2 separate regions of the Mus musculus genome follow, and region 2 is linked to region 1. The links are chromatin loops, found by intact Hi-C in ENCODE. Cell type or tissue: left cerebral cortex. All regions are shown on one strand. Links, peaks and the distances in the headings refer to the core of each region. The heading gives the core; the rest is flanking DNA.

What was found. Hi-C counts contacts between places; a loop is a spot of excess contacts. Peaks named below come from ENCODE experiments on the same cell type or tissue, not always from the same donor. Only the 100,000 strongest peaks of a DNase experiment are listed, where the experiment ranks them.
Region 2: a loop joins it to region 1, with 4 times the contacts of the local background. A loop is called at or near these places in 6 of 42 quality-filtered maps.

The regions. Positions count from the first base shown.
Region 1 is chr5:135,540,749-135,551,301 of GRCm38, forward strand. Hip1 (huntingtin interacting protein 1) reads right to left here and starts at 4,374. Exons shown (of 31, transcript NM_146001.2): 1 at 4,189-4,374. The coding sequence starts at 4,308. It overlaps Gm52790 (a long non-coding RNA gene), which reads left to right. Exons shown (of 3, transcript XR_003955807.1): 3 at 1-567. In left cerebral cortex, for the core only: a CTCF peak has its summit at 4,903 (motif pointing left); DNase peaks (open chromatin) are centred at 3,465, 3,768, 4,674 and 7,212; H3K4me3 peaks cover 2,204 bases; H3K27ac peaks cover 1,535 bases.
Region 2 is chr5:135,483,080-135,493,632 of GRCm38, forward strand. All of the region lies in intron 1 of Hip1 (huntingtin interacting protein 1), which reads right to left. Among named protein-coding and RNA genes, the nearest start is that of Gm52790, 48 kb to the right of the region's middle. In left cerebral cortex, for the core only: CTCF peaks have their summits at 6,123 and 6,323; DNase peaks (open chromatin) are centred at 5,329, 5,899, 6,304 and 7,006; H3K4me3 peaks cover 2,270 bases; H3K27ac peaks cover 2,614 bases.

The sequences.
Region 1 (10,553 bases), core at 2,371-7,370:
TCGACTCAGCAAGCAAAATTGAAAGCAAGTATAATGTCAAAAACTAAACTACTATTCTCGTCCCTAAAACCCAACTGATGCTTGTGCTGAGTTAAAAGGGCAACTCGAGGTGATGGTGGAGTAGAGCTTTGGCTGCTCAGTGGTTCCTGTTCTGGAAGGGACAGTGGCCATGTGACATTCTGAAAACAGTGCTGAGAGCTTAGAAGGACAGACTACCCGCTCCTGCAACACAGAAAATGCCACAGTAGTGGCCCATAATTTGCAAAATGCCTTCATGCTTATCATTTAGTACATTCCATACCAAGCTGCCCTCTGACCTTGTTATAGTTTGTATATTCGTGGCCCAGGGAGTGACACTATTAGAAGGTGTGGCCTTGTTGGAGTAGGTGTGTCACTGGGCGTGGGATTTAAGATCCTCAACCTAGCTGCCAGGAAGTCAGTCTTCCACTAGCAGCCTTCAGATGAAGATGGAGAACTCTCAGCTCAGCCTGCTTGGATGCTGCCAAGCTCCCACCTTGATGATAATGGACTGAACCTCTGACCTGTAGGCCAGCCCCAATTAAATGTTATCCTTATAAGACTTGCCTTGGTCATGGTGTCTGTTCACACTCACAGCAGTAAAACCCTGAAACAGACCTCCATAATTGTGCAGTGGCATGAACACCCCTACATACACTGCAAGGTTAAATACTATATGTTTATTTGTTTATTTAATGTATATGAGTACACTGTAGCTGTTGTGAGCCACCTTGTGGTTGCTGGGAATTGAACTCATGACCTCTGGAAGAGCAGTCAGTGCTCTTAACCACTGAGCCATCTCTCCAGCCCCTATTATGTTATATATGTATTATATATATACATATATATATATATGTATGTATATATATATGTATATATATATGTTGTACACTGATGTACACAGATGCACACGTGTGTGTGCACTTGTAGGGGCCAGAGGTCTACACTGGGTGTTTTCCTCTAATTCTTTCCACTTTTTTTTGAGACAGTTCACTGACCTTGAATCTTACTGATTTGGCTAAAACAGGAGCAACACCTGTTTTGTTTTGTTTTGTTTTGTTTTGTTTTGTTTTGTTTTGTTTTGTTTTGTTTTGTTTTGTTTTAATGTGGGTTCTGGAGATCTGAACTCAGGTTCTCAAGCTTGTGCACCAAGTGTAATCACTGAGCCACCTTCCCAGCCCTGTGTTATCTTTAGTTTACAGCTGGGAAACTGAGGCTTAGGAAAGTCAGACTGTCTGCCTGAGGGCTCATGGTTCCATACGTCAAAGCACATCACCCAGTGCTTGGCCCCCAAACTGAGACGTCTCCTGTGGGCTGGTGATGGGGCTCGGTTGGGAGAACGCTTGCCTAGCATACATGAAGCGTGGCTTCCATCTCCAGCGCTGCCTAAAGCCAGCCACCGTGGGACACTCCTGCAATCCCAGCACTCAGGGTGGATGCAAGAGGATCAGGGGTTTGAGATCATCTTTGTCTTCATAGCTAGTCTGAGATCAGCAGAACTGCACGAGACTCTGTCTCAAGGCAAAAGGAACTGAAGAGAACTCAGTTATCTTCCGGGGATGCTCAGGACTCAGAGGTAGCTGGGATGTGGTTAAAGGTTGGGACCACTTCCAACTGTGTTACCCTGCAAGTTATTTAACCTCGCTCGGTAGGCCTCAATTTCCTCTAAGCAAAATGGGGTTGATAACCACTCCATCAGCTCTTGAGAAGATTAAAGATACCAAATCAAGGACTGTACTTAGAGGACCTCCAAACATAGTAGTTAGCTACAATTATTATAAAACCCACGCTGATTCTCTTAGTCTCTGAAGACACCAGTGTGTTTGTTTGTTTGTTTGTTTTAATTTTTGGGTTATTGAAATTCTGATTGAGATAGAGTCTCAATATGTATAGCCACAGTTCGCCTGGAACTGCTACTTAGACCACACTGCCTTGCAAGGATCCTCCTGCCTCTGTCTCCCAATGAAAGTTTGAGGGCCAGCCTGGTCTACACAGCTGAGTTCCAGGCCAGCCTGAGCAACATAATAAGATTCTCACTCAAATAAAACAGAACAACAGCGACAAAACAAACAAATTAAAAACAACATCAACAACAAAACAAACAAAAAACTCAGCACTCAGGAGGCAGGAGGACCTCTGTGAGTCTGAGGCCAGCCCGGTCTATAAAGTGAGCTCCAGGACAGCCAGGACTGTTACTTAGAAAAACCCTGTCTTGAAAAACCAAAAAGAAAAAAAGGGGGCTGGGGGGAGACTTCCACAACTGAAAAGCTCTGCTATAGAATATCTCAGTGCTCTCTCTCTCTCTCTCTCTCTCTCTCACACACACACACACACACACACACACACACACACACACACACATACACACGGCTCATAACAAGTGTTCTACAGAAGGTAAAACTAGACACTGCCTACCAGTCTTCCTGTTGGGCAACTAGGAAAAATGTTACTTATGGCTGGAAACATTCAAGTGCCTCAATTCTATCACTCTGTATTAAGTTCAAACTAAAAAAAAAAAAAAAAAAAAAAAAAAAAAAACATTTTAAAAGTGATTTTGGGTGTATGTATATGGAGGGGTATTCATGGCACGGCTTGAGTATGGAGGTCAGCAGACAACTTGGACAAGTTGGTTCCCTTCCTGGGATGAAACTCAGGTGGCCAGACTGGTTGGCAGGAGCCTTTACCCCTTAGCCACCTCCGCTGGCCGTAAGCTCAAACTTTTATGTCTAACTTATTGCCTCAGTTTTAAGTCGGATGCTATAAAATAGCTCCAGTTTATTTTCTTCTTTCAGTTTAAAAATAAAAGAGGTTGGGGGGGGATATGAAAACTTTTTTTTCTTTTTTTCTTTTTTTTGGCAACAACGCCCAAGGTTCAAAAGATCTGAGAAATTTAAAAAGCTCCAAACTCTATAGACATTGAGAGGTAAGTGGACGGTGGTCTCTCTTTCCCCTCCCGGGGTACAACTACCCCATTTCCCCCCTCAGACACAAGAAGTGGACCCAGGGGTCTCAGAAACAAGAGGTGGTGTAAAGTCCCCTGGGGTGAAAAGGCTTTCTTCCGAGCAAGGTCCATTTATAGAACACACAGGCCCTCCCTATCTCTTCCATCTTTCCTACTCACAGAACACGACAGGGGACCTGCCTCTGGCTGAAGTCAACTCAGATCTTCAAAGTAGAACTCGGAGAGCCAGAGTAGAAGAAATCTACCGGCCCGGCATCCGCAGTGGGATCCGAGGAGTTGTACTCTCAGAAACAGATTTTACATACAGATGAACTGATGACTACACACCCCGAGCCTCACAACTTGATTCAGTCCGATCAATACAGCATGCATAAAAGCCTGAGGTAAAACTGGATAGTGGCTTTTTGTTGATAACTGCGGTGGAATTTTGGCCATCTGCCCTGGTCAGACCAGACAAATAAGGCAGGCGGTCTGCTTATTAGCTGTCAGGCATATTTTGGAGGGTGAAAGCAAAACCTCAAATCAGGAGTCTGAGTATCACTGGACAGCTTATGCCGGCACGCAAAGCTCTGACAATCCAAGCGCCTCAATTCCTACCCCAGGCTGCGCGTCCCCGTTCCTCCAAACCCCCGGGCCATTTTACAAGTTGGACCACACTTCACATTTCTTACGGTCCTTCCCATCACTCAGACCCCTTTGGCCCAGCCTCTGAGGCCAACAGCTGGGGCTGCTGAGAGCCAAGTTAGAGGCACCGTTGAGCGAGATGCTGGGAAGTGTAGGGAGAGTCAATACTAAAGTAAGGCGACCAGAGCCACCCTTCACACCCCCACCTTGGCGTTCCCACACTTGGCAAAAACCAAGCGACTTCCAAGTGCTTCCCCTATCCAGGAGCACCCTTCCGTCAGTCCCCTTTCAACTCCCTTTAGCCTCCCTTGTGACCCCTGATGGTGCTCACTGAGACCGTCCCCTCAGCCGCAGGAATCTGCAGTTCCCCAGAGTGCACCCCGACCCCTATGCCAGTGGAGATGCCCAGGTAGATCCCGAACCTCCCTGGGACCCGCCTAGTTCCCTACCCCAAAATGATTCCGATCGCAGCCACCTTGCCTAATTCCTTCCCGAGTCTGCAAGTCCCACTCCCTTCCAAGCCTCTCTTGCACCCTGCATCACTCCAAGTGCCCCAGGGATGCCCCAGGGTTCTCGAATCTCACCTGAGTCCGCTCGAAGCTCTCGCGCTCCGCAGCCTCCATCCCAGCACCAACTCCGCGGCGGCTCAACACTTTGGGCAGCGGGTTGGATACCTGCTTCATGGAGCTGGCCATTCGGTCCATGTTGTCTGGGTGAACAGAGTCAGGGGCCCTCGGCCGCCCCGGGATCCCCGCGGAGCCTCCCGCCCCTCCCTACCCGCGGGGATCCGGCGCTAACGGGGACAGATTCCGTCTTCCATTGGTTGACAGCGCTGTCCATCTCCCTCAGAACCCACCCCATGTTTCCAAGAGGCTTTTCCCCACACCCCTCTTCCCACTTCGGAGGCGCTCCGCTCACTTCACCCGCTGCCCGCCTCAGGGCGGTCCGCATACTATGACTGGTCTGAAGGTTTGTCCATTATCATTAGTGGGCAGGACCTGGTGGGCTGCTGTCCTAACCTGCCCCCTAGGCTCCGCCCCATAATCGATGCACCGCCTTCCAGGCCTCTACATGCACTGTCATTGGTCTGAAGACTTATCTGTCAACAGGCTGGCTTGATGGGCTGCCCTAACCTTTTCTTGTTGGCTCCACCCTACATCCGTCACTCTTCCTTTGTTCCCACCCCCCAGGACCATAAAAGCACTATGATTGCTCTGAAGGCTTGTCCGTCATGCTAGTGGGTGGGGCCTGGCTGCCACAGACCAGCCCTTGCTGACTCCACCCTACTTCGAAGCGCCACCTCCTGGGCCCTTCTCTGCTGCGGGTTTCTGAGCAGTAGGACCTGCGGTCCAGCCGGCGCCACGAGTTCCCGAGGGGATGGAAAGGCAGATCAAGGGAAGCATGGCTGCACACCATGCTTCACCGGCTTGCTGGGGAACTCTGCGTCAGTGTGGACCCGCGATGGCGGCCTTAGTGGTCCTCGAAGTCCCCTCCTCGTGCATTCCTTTCTGCCCGTTCTGGAGGACCGTTCTGGAGGGTCCCCAAATACTGGCCTGTGATTGCGAGGATCTCCCCAGAGCTTTCCAAACTTTGCTTCGTTCTCACCTTATCTCGGTAGAAACCCCAACAGATGCTCTTTGTTCAACTATGGTAGGGTCCACTCCTCCCATCCTGTTCTGGGAGCACCTACAGACTGGGAAGTGCTCCTCAGCAAAGAAAAAAGTTACAGGTTCTTCACTAACAGAACTAGTGGCACCGTTAAGCATTAAGCAATTTGATGGTGCTATCCATCTAGCTCTGCAATAGAAGCCAGTACAAGTCTCACTTGTACTAGGCAATGTTTTAATTAATGACAATATCAAACTCACTATGTCGCTGAGTCCCTTGAATCCCTGAGCCTCTTGCCTCTTCCATTCAACTGTTAGGATTATAGGCGTGGGCCTCTAGGCTTGACTTTCCTTTAACGTTTTACACACATTTTGTACCTGTGTGTATGTGTGGGACTGTGTTCATACGGCAGCACTCTGTGGAGGTCAGAAAGCAAATTAGATTCTGTTCTCTACCGTGTGGACCCCAGGATCTGACTTGAGTGATAGGCTTAGTGTAGCAACCTACCCACTGAGTGGTCACACCAGGGATGCTCTTTAAAAACAGTGTTTCAAGACGGGTGGTGATGGTCCACAGCCTTAGTCTCAGCACTCAAGAGGCAGAGGCAGATGGATCTCTGAGTTCAAGGCCAGCCTTGTCTATAGAGTGAGTTCCAGGACAGCCAGTACTGCACACACATGCACACCTACATGCACAAAGATAATATTTCACTAAAAAGTTGAGATTGGCTTTGAACTCCCAGAAATCCTGCCTCAGCCTCTTGAATGCTAGGATTACAGGCATATACCTGTATACAGACTACCCACAGACACCCTCCCCCCAGCCTCCCACACTGAAAGAGATGCGGTTTGCAGGTGTGTCGCACCGTGTGCAAGCACATTCGTGCACCTGTGCACATGGAGATCTGAGGCCGATGTCAGGGGTCATCATCACTCTTGAATCTCGCATTGACTTAGGGTCTCATGGAACTCAGGGTTTGTTGATATGGCTAGCCACACTAGCCTGTTGGCTCTGAAGAGTCTCTGTCTCCCACTTCAGAGGCTGGAATTTCTAGGCGGGCCACACAAACCAGCTGGCCTAGGGTCCCGACTGTGGCGATGTGCACACACACCCTTGCTCGGCAATGGCTTTCACTACTGTGCCATCATCAGAAGAGGAGTTTAATTCGAAGCGGCCAATGACTTTTTCTAAATTAAAGCCTGGGTGAAAGTTCACATTTGATAGAGGCATAAAAGAGGAGTGAGCATTTGCAAGCACCAAGAAGGCTTTTGCTGGGCACAGTGGCATTGTGGGCACCAAGTTACAAAGCCTAGATGAAAGTGGTCCGAGGGAGTAGGAGCAAAAGTAGATTAGAATCTTAGTTAGGGCTCCTATTGCTGTGATAAAACACCATGACCAAAAGCAAGCTGGGGAGGAGAGGGTTTATTTAGCTTACACTTCCACATTGTAGTCCATCAGTGAAGGAAGTCAGGGCAGGAACTCAAAAGGGACAGAAGCCTGGAGGCAGGAGCTGATGCAGAGGCCTGAGTGGCTTGCTCCTCACTGTCTGCTCAGCCTGCTTTTCAGTAGACACTGGGACAAGTAGCCCCATCCACAATGGGCTGGGCCCTCCCTGCCATCAGTCACTAATTAATACCCTACAGTTGAATCTTCTGGAGAAGTTGCATTTTCTCAATCGAGGTTCCCTCCTTTCAGATGACCCTAGCTTGTGTCAGGTTGACATAAAACTAGCCAGGACAGCTGGGGAGACTCTAGAACAGAAGAGGAGAAAGCTCTGCCTCTTAAGGAGTCATGTGAGTAAGCTTGTGCCAAGGGGATGTGGGAAGAGGGGCTTCACAGGTCCAGAGTGATAGGAGGATTAGCCGGAGACTGTATTTATTTAAGGGGATGATCTATAAATTGCGTTCTAGGGGGAAGGAATGTGTAGTGTGTTTTGGCACTGTGTGTTGGGGTGGTATGTGTGTGTGTGATATGTGTGTTGGGGGTGGTGGTGGTGTGTGTGTGTGTGATATGTGTGGAGGTGCCTGCAGAAGCCAGATGGGGTGTCAGATTCCTTGGAGTTGTAGATGGTTGTGAGCCACCCTCTACCAAACTTGGGTCCTCATAACTGCTGAGCCCATCTCTCCAGCCCATCTCTCTTCTGCACATCAGAAGATGGCACTAGATCAGATGGTTGTGAGCCACCATGTGGTTGCTGGGAATTGAACTCATGAACTCAGGACCTCTAGAAGGGAAGGGCAGTCAGTGCTTTTTTTTTTTTTTTTTTTTTTTTTTTTTTTTTTTTTTTTTTTTTGAGACAGGAGTTCTTTCTGGCCTTGAGCTTACTTAAGTAAGCTTTGTCAACTGACCTACCACCCCCAGTACCCAAGGGAATGACTTCGATGAAGAACGCCAGCAGAGCAGACAATGCTCCTAACACTCTGACCCTGGTGTGGCCATTCTGAATTCCACACTGGTCTTATGCTCTGGGATCAGCTAAAGACAGATTTAGGCCTCCTTGTTCAGATTTTATGGCATCAATAAACATCAGTCTCTTAAACAAGGATTAAGGGCTCAGCCTAGTTCTTATTTGAGTAAACCAGAGTGGGAAGGAGAAATTTGTGGTTTGGAGGCACTGGGCCGGGAAAGATTCAAGACAGTTAGTTTTCCTGTGAAATAGAACAGGTCAAAAAGAAGGGACCATGGCTCGGGGTGGGGGATGCAGCTCATTTGTCAGCGTGCTTGTCTAAGCATCCAGGAAGACCTGGATTCCATCCCCAGCACCCCATAAACCTGGCACAGTTTGGTGCTCTGTGCCTGTCATCCCAGTACTCAGAAGACAGGGGCAGGAGGCTACATAGCAAGTTCTAGACCAGCCTCAGCTACATGAGACCAGCGAAATATAATAAGACAGGAGCAGGCAGCAAGATGGCTTGGAGCTAAAAGGCACTTGCCACCCGACTTGCCAGTGTGGGTTTGATTCCTGAGATCCACATGAAGAACAAGAAAACTGAGTCCTGCAAGTTGCTGTCTAACCTCCACATGGGTAAACACATGTGTGCATGTGTGTTCACGCGTGCACGCGCACCCACACAATTAATGTAAGTTTGAAGAGAGAATTCGGTTGCGGTTCAGAGTTAAGCTCCCTGTACTCAGGTCAAGCAGCTTATAACCGCCTCTAACTCGAGCTCCAAGGAACCATACAGTATATTCCTTTCTGGCTCCCAGGTACCCGTGTACGCACGCAATGGGCAAAGCGTCCCAATTAGTTTAGATCTATTTACCATATATAAGTCTGGTTTGAAGATATCTACAGGTCTCAGTTGGGGTCTGCAGAGTCCTGGCTAGGATACCCAGGTTCTTGCGTCTCAAAGCATTGAACCAGGGTCACCTGGAGAGCAAGAGAAACAGAAACTGTTTATTTCTAAGAAAGACAGACATGCAGTGGAAAGGGAGGGGCCAGCAAGCTGGGGAAGAACAGAAGCCAAAGCCCCTGGGTCTTTTTCTTTTTTTCTTCTTTTTCTTCTTCCTTTTTTTAACCAAAAAAAGTTTTCTTTTTCTTTTTTTTTCTTGCAGTAGCTTTATTAATTGCACAAAATCATAGTGTTTTTCCCCATTTAAACATATTATGCTATCCTAATCCAAAAGACAAATGTTTATCAAAAACAAAGGGAAAATAAAAATTCACGACCTCATCACCCGGACTTGTCATTTGAAAGAAAAGGGAGAGAAGGGGATTCCTAACAAGTGTTTCCACAATGTCCTGTGTTCTCCATAAAAGGGAAGGATGAACGAGAGGTGAAATAGCTTAAGCAGAAATCATCATAAAAAGAAACTTCACAGAACTATTAAAATTTTAAGACACCATTGGCTCACTTGCACCATTTTCCCCAGCTCCCAACCCAGGACCAAGACAGGCTGGGTCATAACAGAAACACATTCAGCATTCCAGTGAATGAGAAATTGTGCTAACCCCACAAGCATTTGCTGTTCACTGGAGGGGCTAGCTCTCCATGGGTTGTTTGGATAGCCCCCCATCTTCTGCACCTGCGCATCTTGGGTGGTTCTTGGACATGCTCTGTCCCTTTATAGTAGCTTGCAGGGAGGAATGTTCAAGATAGGTTTCTCTGTGTAACCCTGGCTGTCCTGGAACTCTGTAAATGAGACTTACCTCAAATTCACAGAGATCTGAGTGCTTCTGCCTCCCTAGTGCTGGGATTAAAGGTGTGAGCCACTTTCCTGACCAGTAATGCAATAAGAAAGAGAGGGGGGAAGGGGAGGGGGAGGGAGAGGGAGGGAGGGAAAGGAATGAGAGAATCCAGGAAATAGCCTTGTGAGCCAGGTATACCACACCAGGTACTCATACAAATGAAGTGGGAGGTGGTATAGTTGAGAACCTGGGCTAGAGAGCAAGCTCAAAACCATCTTGGGCAACTTAGTGAGACTCTCTCAATATAAGACATAAAATGAAGCATAAGGATATAGCTCAGAGTTGGAGAACTGCCTAGAATCCCCCAGTGAGGGGCTGGGGCATGGCTCAGTGGTAGAGCCCCTGCCTAGAATCCCCCAGGGAGGGACTGGGGCATGGCTCAGTGGTAGAGCCCCTGCCTAGAATCCCCCAGTGAGGGGCTGGGGCATGGCTCAGTGGTAGAGCCCCTGCCTAGAATCTCCCAGTGAGGGGCTGGGGCATGGCTCAGTGGTAGAGCTCCTGCCTAGAATCCCCCAGTGAGGGGCTGGGGCATGGCTCAGTGGTAGAGCCCCTGCCTAGAATCCCCCAGTGAAAGGCATGATGACACGTACCTATATTTTAGTGGCCAGAAAGTGGAGTCAAGAGGATCCTAGCCAGGCTAGGCAAAAGAATAAGACCATATCATATCTCAAACTAATTTTAAATTTCCCTTCCTTCCTTCCTTCCTTCCTTCCTTCCTTCCTTCCTTCCTTCCTTCCTTCCTTTCTCCCCATTTCTCCTTCCTTCTTTCCCTAGTTTTTGGGAAGGTCTTCCTACTTGTCCCAGGTTGGCCTGGCATTAGGTGCCTAGTCCAAACTGGCCTCAAACTCAGGATTCTCCTGCCTCAGCCTTCTAAATATTGGGGTTGTAGGCAAAAGCAACCACACCATACAAATTCTTAACAGTTCTTATAAAAGTGGCCAGGAGGTGGCAGTGAACAGCTACTTCTGGTGTCGCCATGGCCAGTGCATTAGAAAGATGTGCCTTTACAGGGCACTCAATAGCCCAAGTTGCTTTTGAACTCACAATCCTCCTGCCTCAGCTTCGTGGATATGCACCACTGTGCTTGATTGGTTTTTGTCTTTTCTTAGAGGAGCTTCAGGCTTTGGTACAGACACGGAAGGAAGAGCTAAG
Region 2 (10,553 bases), core at 3,240-8,239, 57 kb before region 1:
TTCAATGCTAGTTTTTCCATCTATAAAACAGAGCTACCTGTTTCTGCCCTACCTACCTGGGAGGTATGAAAATGGTTCGTGCACTGGCGAGCATTTACACAAACACAAACTGTCCTGCGCAGCCACGCCCTTGTGAGGATGGATACTGTTGTCTGCTCCCCACATGTCAGCACTCAGCTTGCTCTCTGCATGGTCAAGGCAGGCTCCATCATCTGTCCCCAATAGCATCTGCACTTCACCCCCAAGTTCAGCCAGCATTCAATGGCTTCCCTGAAGGCAGACATCTGATGTCATCAAATATTCACTAGCGGCATCAGGTGGTGAATCCGCTGTCCCCACTCACTCGTATCCTCATTCAGAGAGATAACAAGACCTGGGAAAATTGGTTCCCAGAGCTGTCAACTAAAACAGATGAGGCTCCGCTCTTCAGGCCAATCAAGGACCTAAAGGGTTATGGGGAGAATTAGTCCATGCTTTGGGGTATCATGTCACAATAACCACCAGGTAAAAATATTTTCTATTACAGGTGTAGTTGGGCATGGTGGCACATGCCCATAATCCCAAGCACTTGGGAGGCCAAAGAAGGAGGGTTAGGAGTTCCAAGTCAGTCTCTACTATAAAGTGATAATCAATCTGAATTTAGGGGAAAAAAAAAAAGACAGAGGGCATAGCTCAGCACTTGCCCAGAATCCCCCAGGGAGGGGCTGGGGGCGTGGCTCAGTGGTAGAGCCCCTGCCTAGAATCCCCCAGTGAGGGGCTGGGGGGCGTGGCTCAGTGGTAGAGCCCCTGCCTAGAATCCCCCAGGGAGGGGCTGGGGGCGTGGCTTAGTGGTAGAGCCCCTGCCTAGAATCCCCCAGGGAGAGGCTGGGGGCGTGGCTCTGTGGTAGAGCCCCTGCCTAGAATCTCCCAGGGAGGGGCTGGGGGCGTGGCTCAGTGGTAGAGCACCTGGTTAGAATCCCCCAGGGAGGGGCTGGGGGCGTGGCTCTGTGGTAGAGCTCCTGCCTAGAATCCCCCAGGGAGGAACTTGGAACAAGTCCAAGCTACATTTGCATAGCATTTGCAGGATTCTGAGTTCCATCTCTAGCATTGCAAAAAAGTAAATCAAAATCAATAAAATGATTTCCAACGATGGCCTACTGTTTTTCGTTTTATTTTATCTATTTTTGCCTTGTTTTGTTTAAGACAAGGTCTTGCTATATAGCTCTGGCTGTCCAAGAACTCGCTGAATAGACCAGAGTGGCTTTGAACTCACAGAGAGCCACCTGCTCTGTCCCCCTAGTGCTGGGATTAAAGGTGTGCACCACCATACCCAGTTATCTTATAAAAATCTCAGAAGCAATCTGTGCTGGTTGGTATTCTGTCCACTTGACAACAAGCTAATGTCATCGGAGAGGAGGGAGCCTCATTTGAGAAGATGCCTCTATAAGATCAGGCTGTAGGCAAGCCTGTTGAGCATTTTCTTAATTAGTAATTGATGTGGAAGGGCACAGCCCATTATGGGTAGAGCCATCCCTGGGCTGGTGGTCTTGGGTTCTATAAGCAGGCTGAGCAAGCAGTGAGGAGCAAGCCAGTAAGCAGCACCCCTCTGTGGCCTCTGCATCAGCTCCTGCCTCCAGGTTCCTGCTCTGTTTGAGTTCCTGCCCTGATTTTCTTTGATAATAAACAGTAGTATGGACATGTAAGCCAAATAAATTCTTTCTTTCCAAGTTGCTTTGGTCATAGTGTTCCATCACATCAAGAATAACCCTTAGATACAATCCAAGTACAATTCTTCAGAACATATGCAGAAGTACCCGCCTCTATGCCTGACAAGTTGAGTCCCCATGGGACCCACATGGTAGGAGAGGTTACTAACTCTTGCAAGTTTTTCTCCCCAGCCTACATATACATATATGTATATGTGTGCAAACATTCATATATATATGCAAATGTAACTAATTTTTGTTAACAGTCATGCAGGGAGTTAGGCGAACTTTAACCTGGCTTTTCTCATCCAACAAAGACCACCACAGAGTTCAAACTCTCAAGGCTAGTAATGATAGGTTCTGTCAGGAATGCGTCTGGAATGATGGATTGGGGGAGTCAACCCTAAAGCTCTAGGCCACCGTAGAGAGGCTTCATACCAAAGATGGGAGTAGGAAGGGTCAGAACAGAAAGCAACCCAGGCCTCCTGTGGGAAGAGGAAGCAGGCGCCAAGGGCCCGGGATTGGAAAGGTTCTCTTAGCGACACAACCCAGGGTCTGTGTTCCTCACAAAGAATCGGGGACAATGGCTTCTGGGCTGGACACTGGGCTGCTCAATGATTAATGAGAATCAAATATCACTTTTGTTTAGACTCCAAGCTAAAAGGGGAGAGAGGCCATCAATACACAGCCTCTGCTTACAGTCTCCAGTCCCTACAGGCTGAGCGCCATCACTGGCATTTAAGGCCTTCCTGGCCTGGCTACAACTGACCAGGCAGCTATTTCCTGATCTCTAATCTCCATGCCCAGCCTCACCCAGTGGGCTCTGCCCATTCCCCTTTCACTGCTCTAGAAAAACCAACTCCACCCAGCCTTCCAGAGACAGCCAGGGCTTTAAACTTTATTACTGTGTGCATGTGCACCTCTGTGTGTGTGTGTGTGTGTGTGTGTGTGTGTGTGTGTGTGTATGTGTGTGTGTGTATGTAATGTGTGTGTGAAGGCCACGTTGGATGCTGATGCTGGTCCTCAGGAACTGTCCAGTTTGCTTGTGTATGTGTGCACGTGTGCTTGTGTTATACACATGTGTGCTCACCCATGTGAATGCATTCAAAAGCCAGCACTTGATCGACATCAGGACATATTCCTCATTCACTTTCCACTTTTAGTCTTTTTCAAAAGCAGAGTCTCACTATGTAGCCCTGCCTGGTTTTGAACTCACAGACTCCCACCTGCCTCCACCTCCTCAGGGCTGGGATTAAAAACATGCAAGACTCTACATTCTTTTTGGAAACATGATTTCCCACTGTATCCAGTGCTCACTGATTGCGAAGACTGGCTAGCCAGCCAGCTTCTGGGGTCTGCCTCAAGCCCTCAGGTTACAGACATATGCCACCATGCCCAGCCTTCAGGCGACTGGTGGGGACCCAAGCCTGGATGCTCTCATTCATGCACCTAGCACTTTAACCATCTCCTGCTTCCCACTTATGATCTCACACTGGCCTGGAGCTCCCTGGTTCAGCTGGGCTAGCCAGGAAGCCCCAAGGATCTGCCTGTCCCCACCTCGACACTGCTTGGAATACAACTGTTCACCCTCTGCCCACCCCCACCCCCACCCCCATTTCTTTCTCACACAGCATCTGAACTCTGTATTGAGTCTCTATGGCCCTCTGTACCTACTGCTCAGAGCCTCGCAGAAGCTGCCCCCCGCCTGGCCTGCCGGTCCCAGGGAGCAGGAGACCTTGGGCTCTATTTCTCAGTGCTCTTCCTTCACTCCAGCACTTGGTACAACAATGACAGGAAATAAATAAATACCATGGGCTACTGGAAGAATTGGAGGGAGGAGAAACGCCAGAAGTAAGGTGACTCTAAAGGCAGGGATAAGCTGGGTGGTAAGAAGGCTCATTGGGTCCAGGTATCTGCCGTCAAGCCTAAAGATCTGAGTTTGATCCCTGAAGCCTACACGATAGGTTAGACAGATGATCAAGAACCAACTCCTGCAAATTGTCCTCCAACTGCCACACACGATCCATGTATATGTATATGTATGCATACATGCATAAATGGGAATTTATTTTTTAAGAATTTAAAGGCAGAAGTCCCTGACCCTGTCAGGTTGGATAGAACTTGAATGAAAGCAGGTGGGGGCTCAGGGCCATCTGGAATAGCAGCCACAGGACCCTCATCTAAAGCTCACACAGGTGACTCTTGTGTGTGGCTATGACAGCTGTAGGAAAGGAGCAGCCAACCAAGTTTCCCACCAAGCCACTTCTTCAGCTAGAGAGGACAACTCACAGGAGTCGGCTCTCTCCTTCCACCACGTGGGTCCCAGGGACCAATCTCAGGCTGTCAGGCTTTGCAACAAGTCTCTCTACCCACTTCATCAGTCCTAAGTCTTCCACCACCACCACCACCACCACCACCATTATTTGTGTGTGTGTGTGTGTGTGTGTCATGTAGAGTCCAGGGGACAACTTCATGGAGTTGGCTATGTGTGTGCTTATGTGCGTGTGTGTGCATGTGTGTCCCATGTAGAGGTCAGGGGACAACTTCATGGAGTTGGTTCTCTCCTTCCGCCTTCCCAGGGGTTGTGGGGATTGAACTCAGGTTGTCAGACTTGCACGGAGAGTGCTTCACCAGCTGAGCCATCTAATCAACCCTCTCTCCCCCTTCTTTTTGTGGGTGTGCGCACAGGCTCAAGTGAGCACATTTGTGGGGAGGGGGCAGATGTTCCTCAGGTGCCCTCCACATTGTTTGACGCAGGACTTTTCACTCAGCCTGGGACTTGCAAATGAAACTACCCTGGCTGACCGGTAGTCCAGCGGGATACACCTATCCACCTCCCCAGAGCTGGGAGTGCAAGTGTGGCTGCCACACCAGGGGCTGTTTCCACAGGGCTGGGGGATTAATCTGTGGTTCTCATACTTGCACCTTACAGACTGACTTTCCTCTCTAGCCCTCAAGAGGGCTATTTTTTTGGGCGCGGGGGGGGGGGTGTTCTAAGTTGTCTGCAATGCAAACACAGGGAATGGGGGCAGGGTCTAGCCTCTTGGCACTGTCCCACCATAGACAAGCTTTGTCTTCACAGAAAGACAAGGATTCAGGAGATACCTCACCCAGTCCTCACTCCCCACAGCGGGGGCAGGAGGAGGGTGTGTTGAAACTCAAGACTTTTGGAAAAGGGCCTCCTGGGGGGGGTGGGGGGGGGGAATCACACCTGTCACCCAGCTTTGATCCAGAATCTAGATACAGCGCTAAAGGTTATGTATGCAGGGACCAAAATGGGCTTGTCTTTTCTAGGGTGTGCTTGCACCCTAAAAAACGTACCCTCTATAGAAAATTAACCTCAACCCTTCTTCTCTGTAAGCTACAGGTTCCCAAGTCGCCTATAGTCACGCACAGATTTCAAATCTATTTCTTTCCCCGGGTCTCTCAAAAGCATAGCCCACCATTGAGGGGAACAGCAAAAATGGAGAAACCAGGTCTAAAGTCAGCCAGAGTGGTAGCGATCCCTCTGGGAAAACCTGCAGTGCCCTCCAGAGAGACTCCCTCCATCCATCTCGGATCTCCCAAAGGACATCCTGATTCCCGTTGAGATTCGCTCCTTGGTCTGGATCAATGAGCCACAATCTTGGCATCTCCTGCAGTATTTGGAGTGGGGGCGGGGCTGCTCTGGAGGCAGATCACAGACCCCTCCATTCTAAAGGGACCAAAATATTAGATACTTTAACGGGCCAAGAAAGGGGTCGCTGCTCCCTAAGCCCACCAAGTCTGAGGCTTACAAGTGACCAATCTAGGAACATGGCCCCTCTGAGAGCCCAAGCACTGGGCTCGGATGCGGGAAGGGGGTGTGGGGGGGTCCTCGTTCCCGCCCCCTCACTTTGGCCAAAACCAGGGTTTCTCCTCACTAGCCCTCCCAGGGACACCTGTACCTCTCAGCCCACAAACCTTCCAAGTAGAACCCCAGCACTGTGCTAGCAGAGGGCTCCGAAGGGATAGCAGAAGCCCCTTCCTGCAGCGCTGCCCTCCCTCCTCCGCCTCACAGGTTGACTAATTTAGGAAAGGGAGCCCGGCCCAGGGCAGCCCAGGCAGCTGGCGCGGCGGGAAACCGGGAGCCCCAGCGCCGCGGGCCAGCCGCCTCCAGATCCTTGGCCGGGTTCTCCCTTTCTCCCAGCGCTCTGCGGAGCGGGGCCAACAGGCAGGAAGAATCAACAATCCAGAAAACTTTCAATGGATCACGCTGCAGACTAGGGGGGAGGGGGAGAGATGGGATGCGAGCCGGGTGGGGGCGGGGAGATAGCGCTTCCAAAGCTCTCACTTACCATCTTGTTCACATCCATGACCGAAGCGATAGGGTGTCCGCCCCACACCCCGGGAGATACCGGGTACCCCCCAGTGAAGGCTGGCGGCGGCTACTGCAGCCCCGGGGGTGCCATGCTGCTTGCTGGCAACAGCGGGCGACGGGGACCCTGGTGGTGGCCGGCGGCACCGCGGCTGGACGGAGCACGGCGGGGGCGGGGCGGGGAGGGGAGGGGATCGAAGAGGAGAGGACGGGAGGGGAAGCGCGCCGGCGGGGGAGGCGCGGTTCCTCGGTGGAACTGGAGAATGTGCTGTTGAGGGGAGGGCCCGGGAAACCCGGAGATCCGCCGCAAGAGGTGAGGACACCCAGCGATGGATTCCGGGACCCTGAGGTCCCTGGAAGCTCAGAGAGGAGGGTGTGATTTGAATAACAAAAGGTCTCTTTCGGCAGCTGTCCAGGCGGATGGGACAGGATCACTGGAGAGCCAGGAGCTGGAGACCGCCAGGAAGTGTGTGTGTGTGTGTGTGTGTGTGTGTGTGTGTGTGTGTGCGTGCATGCATGCGCGCGCGTGTTTCCGTGGAGGGCTTGGTGGGACTCAGGAAGTGCGCGGGGGAGGTGGCAGAGGGGCGGGAGAGATGCCCCTTCAAACACCAGCATGCACATTCCAACGAGGGCAGGGGTCCACCCCCTTGTCCCTTCCCCACATGGCTTCCCCCCCCCCCCGCCCCCATGTGGACAATGAGGTAATTGAGAGGCTGTGGTTGGCCTCCTGAGGCTAATCCCCAGGGGCCTTCCAATACGAGGCTGGGGGCTCTAAACAGATGGGCGAATGGGAATGATGGTACCAGATATCCTTCCCCTCCAGCGTTCTAGGGACAGGCCCCTGCTCGCAAATGGCCAAAAGCTTGCCCTTTTCCGGAGAAGAGATAGAATGGACTGGCTTCTAAATTGGGTGTCTAGCCCCTCTCAGAACCTCTACGGTCAGAGCCCAATCCCGCTGCCCATCCTTTAGAGAATCCCTCGGCCGGCTCCCTGCTAGGCAAGGCACAGCTGGTGCCTAGAACAGCAGAGGCTCCTTTGGTGGAAGGTTTCCCAGGAGACAAAAGCTTGCCATCTTATCCCTCCCAAATCAGAAGCAGTGCGGTTTGGCGTGCAATTAAGACACCGGGGACCTGACAGTCCACTTAGGCCAACTCTTCAATTATACAGGAAGGAAACAGGGCCAGAGGAGAGTGAACTGACCCCCGATAGTGAACCTCAATGCGGACAGTGCCACACAAATCCCAAACGGCTTCCAGACCTGCCCCACGGTTGGAGCATACTGCTTTAAAAACCTTTGTTTTATGTGTATGGTGCGTAGAGAGGGAGGTAAGATGGAGGCCAGAGGGCCTTCAATCCCTCTCCAGCATTTCTTCTTTTTAGTCTCTGTAAACGTTAACACACGGTGTCATAAAACAAGTGTGGTGTTCAGAGGGCAATTTCAGGAGTCGGATCGGATCCCTCCTTCCATCATGTAGGGTCTTGGATAACAGACTGTCCTGGAAATTGATCTGTAGACCAGGCTGGCCTTGAACTCACGGAGACCAGGAGACCAGCCTGCCTCTGCCTCCCAAGGGCTTGGATTAAAGGCATGCACCACCACTGCCTGGCTTTGACTTTTTTTTTTTTTTTTTTTTTTTGAGACCGGGTCTCTTACTCATTTGGGAGTCTGGTAGGACAGAGAGTTCCAGGAATACATCTACCTTCGCTTCCCCAATATAAGGGTCACAGACACTGTGCTGAGCTCTTCCCAGAGGTTCTGGGATTCTGAATTCAAATGCTCTTGTTTCCATGGCAAGTCATCTCCCTGAACCACCACCAACTCCTTCAATGGCTTAATTACGTTATATATGTGTTTTGCCTGCATGCCATGTGCATGTTTGATGCACGTAGGGGTCAGAAGATGACACAGGATTCCCTTGAATTGGGGATGAACCACAGATGGTCATGAACCACAGTGTGGGTTCCGGGAACTGAACCCAGGTCCTCTGTAAGAACAGCCAGTACTCTTAGCCTTTGAGCCATCTCCCTAACCCTTGGTTGGTTTCTTTCTTTCTTTCTTTCTTTCTTTCTTCCTTCCTTTCTTTCTTTCTCTTTCTCTCTTCCTTTCTCTTTCTTTCTTTCTTTCTTCCTCTCTCTCCTTTCCTTCCTTCCTTCCATTCTTTCTTCCTTCCTTTCTTTTTCTTTTTTTTAGATGGTTACACTATGTAACCCTAGCTAGCCTGTAAATCTCTATAACCAGGTAAACTAGGTGGGTCTCAAACCCATAGAGATCTGCTTGCCTCTACCTCCTTAGTGCTGGGACTAAAGACCTCCAATAGCCCTGACAGGCTCTCCTGTTTGGAGCCAGGGCTGGCCTCAAGCATACTGTGTATCTGAGGACAAGCTCGACAAGACTTTCAAAGGAAGAAGGGATAGGGTCCACCCAATACCAAGAAGCAAACACTGGGTCTCTTTGTACCTACTGGAAGGAGCCTGCTGGGCAGGAGAGGATCTCCCCTCCTCTGGAATCAGAGTTCTTATCTATGAAGTTGGGACGGGTTTTCCCGAAAGCCTTCTGGTGGGTGGGGGCGAGCATGCAATCAGAGTGATCTAAAAGAGGAAGTTATGTAGGGAGCTAGGTGTGGTGGCTCCTGGCCAAAAGCCTAGCACCCGGGCACAAAGGCAGGAGAACCAGGGTTTCCAGAGTAGCCAAGGCTGCACAGCCAGGAGCTACCAAGCAAGACACTGCTCAAGGATGGAAGTTTGTGAACCATTAAGCCTGGATGGAAATGGTTGACAGATCAAGGATTCCCAACAGTTGCTTTTCTATTTGAGTGTGGGCTTTTGTTGTTTTCCAACAAGGTCTCATATGCTCTGTAGCAGTTCTGTTCTCCATCTTTTACAAATGCTGACTTGTGTTTGTCTGTTTCAAATAGACCGGGCTGGCCTCAAAGTCACCTTGATCCACCTGCCTCTGCCTCCAGAGTGCTGAGATCTAAGGTGTGTGATTTTGTGTCCAGTTATAAATTCCCCGAGTTTGGGTGATGCTTTTTAATTTTTATTTATTTTTGAGACAGGCACCACATTTCCCTGGCTGACCTAAAACTTGGCCTGGAACTGCCCCTTAAGTGATAGGATTAAACGTATGCACCACCACACCTAGCTGAGGTGTGTTCACTCTCCTCCCCCCCTCCCCAACTCTATATAGCCCAGGTTGGCCTTGAACTCACAGCAATCTCAATGCCCTGCCAAAGCCTGCAGATCGCTGGAAAGATAAGAGTCTGCATCAATACCTAGCTAAAAAGGCACTGGAGATTTGAACTTAAGTCTTCATGCTTGAGGAACAAACACTTAACCTACTACCAACACAAAGTTTAAACCTGGGACAAATGGCTGAGGTGCCTACTTAAGATATCAAAGGGCACACTGGCCACCAGGTTCTCCCTGCACCCCTAAGTCCTAACCCCTGGATGGCACCACCACCCGACCTGAACCCTCCAGCCAGGGGCTGTGCTGCCCTTGCTCCAGATGCCCTTCCCTTTAGAATCCAACCATTTGGTTACCTGCCCTCTTGGACTTCTCTCTTTGAGCCTCCTAGTTACTGAACCTGGCTCCCCTCCCCTCCTGTCCCTATCTTCCCCTCCCCTCCCCTCCCCTCCTCACATGGCTAAGGGGCATGACCAACTGGACTCTCCCAACTGATTTCTGTAAGGTGTCCCTGCCTCTGGCTATGCTCTCCCTTGTATCTACAATAAACTTTCTCCGCCACCACACCCAGAAGTCATGTCCTTTCCTTTCTATTTTTTTCCATTCAAAACTTTTGATTGTGACCTAGTAACATAAATTTCCAGGTTCTGGGCTCCAGAGCCATAAGAAGATGAGGGGGCAAGGTACTGCTTCTATTTTTATTACATTTACGAAAGAGAGAGGCTGTGCGTGTGTGCGTGTGTGTGTGTGTGTGTGTGTGTGTGTGTGTGTGTGTGTGTGTGTGTTTGCAAAAATCCATTCTTTCCACCATGTGGGATCCAGGAGATCTGAACTTAGGTCACTGGGTTTGGTGGCAAGCACCCTTACCCATTGAGCCCTGTCATTGGCCCCAGAATTCTGATGTTTTAACTACTGAGCCTGTGGTCAGCTTTGTTGTAGCGATTACTGGAAATGCACATGCTCAAAGGCCAGCAAGCACTGAAGCTTGCCTAAACTGCCCTTGGGCTGGGCTGCTTTCCAGTTACCTCACCCTGAAGCTGTGACAAAAGAGGACCAGCTAGCCAGGGGCAAGAATGTACCTTGCTCCATTTACAGGGGCGAGGCCTGTGCAGAAGTGTCTCAGAAAACAGCCTCTGGGGGCTGCTGAGCACCTAAAGGCACTTACCTAAAGAACTAAGTTCGATCCCTGGGACCCACATGATAAAAGGAGTCAACTGATTACTGGAAGCTGCCCTCTGACCTCCACACAAGGACAGTGGCATATGTGGGACATGTGTGGGCCCCACCAATAAATGAATAAGCACATAAATAAGTAAATAAATAAATGGAGTAAAAATTGTAAAACA